Regions from separate parts of the Homo sapiens genome. Here region 1 is linked to region 2. A link is an interaction called in ENCODE POLR2A ChIA-PET data of the cell type or tissue named here. Cell type or tissue: Panc1. All regions are shown on one strand. Each heading gives the region's core, and the rest is flanking DNA. Links, peaks and the distances in the headings are about the cores only. Region 1 has its middle 110 kb from the start of ZNF608. Region 2 overlaps CSNK1G3 (casein kinase 1 gamma 3).

The links. ChIA-PET counts read pairs that join two places held together with the same protein. Peaks named below come from ENCODE experiments on the same cell type or tissue, not always from the same donor. Only the 100,000 strongest peaks of a DNase experiment are listed, where the experiment ranks them.
Region 1: POLR2A ChIA-PET joins it to region 2 with 10 read pairs; 1 of 35 experiments calls an interaction of 5 or more read pairs at or near these places.

Annotation. Positions count from the first base shown.
Region 1 is chr5:124,851,656-124,854,578 of GRCh38, reverse strand. No RefSeq gene overlaps it. Among named protein-coding and RNA genes, the nearest start is that of ZNF608, 110 kb to the right of the region's middle. In Panc1, for the core only: no CTCF peak of the experiment used is centred there; no DNase peak of the experiment used is centred there.
Region 2 is chr5:123,515,991-123,518,845 of GRCh38, reverse strand. All of the region lies in intron 1 of CSNK1G3 (casein kinase 1 gamma 3), which reads right to left. Among named protein-coding and RNA genes, the nearest start is that of CSNK1G3, 5.2 kb to the right of the region's middle. In Panc1, for the core only: no CTCF peak of the experiment used is centred there; no DNase peak of the experiment used is centred there; H3K27ac peaks cover 205 bases.

The DNA of each region.
Region 1 (2,923 bases), core at 268-2,767, 1.3 Mb before region 2:
TACCCAGAAAAGATAATAAAAATAAATGAAAGGGAAAAAAAGACATTATTGACCTTAAAAGGTCTCTAGTATTATTGTACAAATAACTACCATCATCATTGTTATTATCTGACATTCATTGACTACCTACTTTATGTTAGGCATTACGCAAAATACTTTGCACACATTATCTCAATCTTGACAATATTTTTTTTTTCTTTCTTTCTGTATTTTTTTTTGAGACAGAGTTTCGCTCTTGTTGCCCAGGCTGGAGAGCAATGGTGCACAATCTTGGCTCACCACAAGCTCTGCCTCCCAGTTTCAAGCGATTTTCCTGCCTCAGCCTCCCGAGTAGCTGGGAATACAGGCATGTGCCACCACACCCGGCTAATTTTGTATTTTTAGTAGAGACGGGGTTTCTCCATGTTGGTCAGGCTGGTCTCGAACTCCTGACCTCAGGTGATCCGCCCGCCTCGGCCTCCCAAAGTACTAGGATTACAGGGGTGAGCCACCGTGCCCGGCCTGACAACATTTCTTTAAGGTAGATACAAATATCATCAACCCTGTTTTACGGGTAAGTTAACTGAAGCTGAGAGCCACTTAACTGGCAAAGCCAAGTTTTGAATGAGTGAAAGTTGTTGCCACTTTGCTTCCTTGCCCTTTGCTGTTACCAATAATCAGAAACCCCAGATCAGTCTTTCAGCTATTAAACTGTAATAAGCTTTCCTCCTTTGGTTTTTTACTATTAGCATAGAAAGATTTCCTTAAATCATTTTCTCCACCTGAAATTATCACTGGAATGAATGAGAACTAAAAACTTGTGAAGTCTGTTATGGATTCATTGAGTGTCCTGCAGTGTGCTAGAAGCCCAAACACTGAAGCAGTCTCAGGCCCACAATTTCAGTGGTCATGACCAACAAATGGGACCATGGCATGACCGATGAGCATTCCATTCAGGAACCACAATGCCGAAGAGTCGACCCTGATTTTTATTACTTGCATTATGCTTTTGTGTGTTTGTTTGTTTGTTGTTTTTTGAGACAGGATTTTATTCTGTTGCCCAGGCTAGAGTATAGTGGGATGATCTCAGCTCACTGAAACTTCTGCTGCCCTGGCATAAGCAATCCTCCCACCTCAGCCTCTCAGGTAGCTTGGAATACAAGCACACACCACTATGCCCAGCTAACTTTTTGTATTTTTTGTAGAGACAGGGTTTCACCACATTGCCCAGGCTGGTCTCAAAGTTCTGGACTCAAGTGATCTGCCCAACTCAGCCTCCCAAAGTGCTGGGATTACAAGCATGAGCCACAGCTGCATTTTGCTTATTTTAACAGGACTTCTTTAGAATTTTTTAGAGAACGAAGTAGAATAAAGAAAAAAGAGAATGAACAAAGCAAACCATTAATTCAGTGGTGATGACCGACTTCTAAGACATCATTAATTTAATACTCTGATTTTTTTAACAATGATGAAAAATGTCATATGCTGCATTTATACTCATATGTTCGAAATAGTCCCAACAATACACAAAAACATAAGAGATAAAATAGAAGCACTGAAATCTTTCTACCCACTGACAACCATGATTAATATTAATTGATATATAATATTCTGCATGCATAAGTGAAATTTTGATGAAAATATTTTGACTACTCTTTCTATAAATAACGAATCCAATTTTCACCTTTGCAAAAGAGCATGATGTATCCATATCAGCTATCAGGCATCATCTCCTGATGGTATTTCGGGGACTCCCCTCTACGAATCCAGTTAGAATGAAACACTGTGATGCAGATACAATAATGTCCTATTGCAAACACCTTTGTATTTAGACATAACCTGTCTAATATATTTGTTTCCTGTGCATGTAGTCCTTGAATAAAAATAGTCTCCTTTTGCACCTCCTCCAAAGAATTGATCAGAGTTTAAATTTAATTCCATTGATTTATTGCAGTGAAATGAATTGAGCTGAATTAAAGAGAGTCATGTAGGAATTGCTGAGCAGTTGTTAAAATGTATCTCTATTCTTGTGACAATGTGATGCCTTCAGTCATATGGACTTAAAATGAAAAGACTTATAATCTTTTAAGATAGCAAAAACTCTTAAAGTTTGGGTGAACAATGTACTGTTTTATTCAAATATCCAAAACCAAATAAATTAGAACACCATGATCCTCACAATAGTTGAATGAATCAAGAAAAAGAATTTCTTCTTTATTTTCTTCTTAAGTATGTGTATTATCTTCATTCTCAGAATTACCCTTCCCTCATGCCTTAATCTGTTCCTGAAATCCTATCCCTTCTAAAATAGAACTATAGCTAATAAATATTTTAAATACTGAAATTTGTTAGGCAAGTTCAGAAAATCTGGAATAGTCCAAGCCAACTACAATGTCTTATGATGGGTCTCTGGGGGTCACTGGACAGGCGATGCTTTGGGATTTTGGCTGTTTGGGAGAGTAGCAAAAGGATGTCATCACTGCCTTTGAGACAAACATATGTCCTGTGCTTAGTAATTGCCACTAATAATCCCTAACATGGCATTCTTTATGCAACCTGGAGGTTCTAGAACTTTTTTACTACTTTCACGGTATTCCAGTTTTTATTCCTTCTCTAGATAGAAACCAGAGCTCTTTAATACATGGCATGACCAGGCTACTAAAGTGTGTCCCACGAAGGGATCTGCACTTGAAGAGCATCCTGATAATCTTCAGAAATAAGCCACCGGGCACGGTGGCTCATGCCCGTAATCCCAGCACTTTGGGAGGCCAAGGCAAGTGGACCACTTGAGGTCAGGAGTTCAAGACCAGCCTGGCTAACGTGGTGAAACCTCGTCTCTACTAAAAATACAAAAATTAGCTGGGCATGGTGGTGCGCGCCTGTAATCCCAGCTACTGTGGAGGCTTGCTTGAACCCAGGAGGCAGAGGTTACAGTGAGCCAAGA
Region 2 (2,855 bases), core at 356-2,855:
CACAGCGATCACTATTTATCATCTCTCTAACATCCATATCCCCCAAATTCTTCCTTCCCACAATTTTTTTAAAATATCCTCCCTCTTCCATCTAACTCAGAAAAATGTGATCCCAACACCAATTGCAGAAGGTATCTCCTGATTAGTAGAAACCAACCATGATAACCTTACTTCCCTTATGATAACTAGTTAGGACGTTCATGTGACCTAATTCTGGTCAATAAGATACGAAGAGAAAAATATGTTGGTAGGCTTATGCAAAAGATGTATTTGCTTTTCCAGAGACACAGACAGAAAGAGAGAGAGAGATCCATTCCATCCTCTGGCCAGTGCATGTCTAGATGTGATCTTGCTGCTGGCCTTAGGATGACTCCAACACACAGAAGACAAACAGCCAAGAAAATCACAGAGGGGCAGACCAGAGCTCTCAAGTACTAGCTTGGAGCCACCCACCCTACCTTCATACTTCAATGTGCCATTTCAGCATCTACTGTAATTCAGCAAGCAATGTGGTTACACCAAAATAAATAGCATACCACATATACCACTCCTTCTCCAACCTGGACTTCCTGCTCCTTCAACTGAAAGTTCTCCTTTCCATTTGGACTGAGCTAGGTGAGATAGGAGGCTCAAGTGCTCCTGGTATATATCAAGGGTGTCACATTTCCTCCTTCAAAGAACAATCTCCTCTACCCCAGCATTCCTAATTGGATGGAGATGTTGGAACTATAAGAAGGCTTACCCCTTCAACCCTGACAGTACATAAAAGTTGAAAGGTAGCTTATGAAATCAGATTAGGGACCATACTGGGAAATATGTGAGAACCATAGATTGATCACCTGACTAGATAAACAATTCACTCTAAGGAATGAACCTCTGGGAATAACAGGATCTTCCTTTTTTTTTTTTTTTTTCTTAAAGAGGATGTTATTAAATAAATCTCTAAGCAGTAGTGTAAACTAGGAAAGATGATGTTTTAGAAGCAGACTTCTTTAATATATTACAATTAATAAATGGTTCTGAAGTTAGCCTAAAAAGGAAATCATTTCTCAACATCTACAAACTCTATACATTTTATTACAACTAAAACAAAAATGTCCATTCACAAGACAATCTTATAATACAGAGCTATGGCCTTTTCTTCCAGTGTGGGTCTATCGAAGAAAGTTCTATTTCCTTTTTCTTGCAAAAACTACCCCCATAAAACAACACCTGTGATTTCCAGTTTCTGTTTCTTAAACACAGAAAGACATTTTACAAACGTGAAAAATAATATTATTGCAGATTTTTTTAGATCGTTAGGTGTTTTTTGTTTTTTTTTCCCTAATCATTTAAAATTATTTAACCCTCATCTATTTCAACCATAATTGATTTTGGCTACTCACTTGATTTCAAAGTAGCCAATTGGTTCTCATACAAACGCCTTTTTATCTTCAGAGTTCACTGAATAATAATTCATTAAACTATGTGATTACAACATCAAGTGCCATAACAGTGTGTTGGGTACAAACACAAATGTTTCTTGGTAAGTCTACAGTAACTGGGGGGAATAAAAGTTCAAGATAAAACTAAAGAATAGTCTACTGTCATTCAATGTAGCATGAGCATCAGTCAGCAAATTCTACAGAGAGAATGAAGACTATCATTTAATCTCACGAGTGGGTTAAGCAGAGGTCAGGTATGAGAGATTTTCCTGTAATAGGGTGTTCCCGAGAGTCTTTGCTTGTCTACCCACCAATCCACCCTCTAAAATTCTTATCGGCAACTTCTGAAATGAAGGACAGAAGATTTACACAGTGCCTACTATGTGGCAGGCATCACATAGTCCTTGGCACTTCATATGAATTTCCTCCATTTTGATGAAGAATATAATGGCAGAATAACAGGGTAACTCTCTTCCCTTTTTTTCCAAATGTAGCTATCAACTGAAGAAAGTACTTCCAGGTAACACAAAGTGATCTAAATAAATGTAATAAATTTGAATACAACTTCAACCTCACATTACTAACCTAGAGAAAAAAAACATTAAACTTTGTATTTAAGAAAAAGAGTATCATGAGACCATCTCTCATTCCATTGAAAAGTTATGAAAAATGCGGACATGATTTAGCCATGTGGACATAACTTACTCATAAATTTTCAATAAATTACAACTATGTAATATATCATTGGTAAACAAAGCGACCAAAAAAGTGTGTCTTATCTCCCCAATACATAAACACTTCAATTCATTGTTAAGAGTTATTTCTTATAACTAAGATGATAAGCACGAAGTGGCAGGAGAGAGTATAACCAATCACTATGGTCTAACAACAAATAAACACATACTTTCCTTAGGTTTCATAATAGAAGGGAAGCCCAAACATTTATAGTTGCTAAATCTCAGCTTTCAGAGAGAGCTTAAAAAAAAGAAAAAATGTCTAACAGCAGCCTCCACCATGTCGCTAGAAGTTATATATTTCTACATTTATCTCCCATTCCATATTTCCTGAGCAGTTCAGATGCCCTTGAAAATCATTTCACATTATTAAAGCACATTTGATTTCTACACATTAAGAATCCAAGCATAGTTCTGTCCTGCAGATCAGCAAAAGGTGATGCTCTGAGGTGCCTTAAATTACCAGAACCATACTGTCTGCACCTACAGGATCCCACAATTAAAGACAGATACCTCAAAACTACCGCTTCTGAAGAAATTACATCATAAAGAACCAACACTCAGACACATACTATCAATTAATACCACGAATTGCCAACCGCTTGAGAAAAGACCAAAAAAAGGATGAAGATGGAAGATAAGAAAAAACAGATCATTGGTGGCTTAAGACTTTGAAGTCAGAAAAAAAAACTGACTC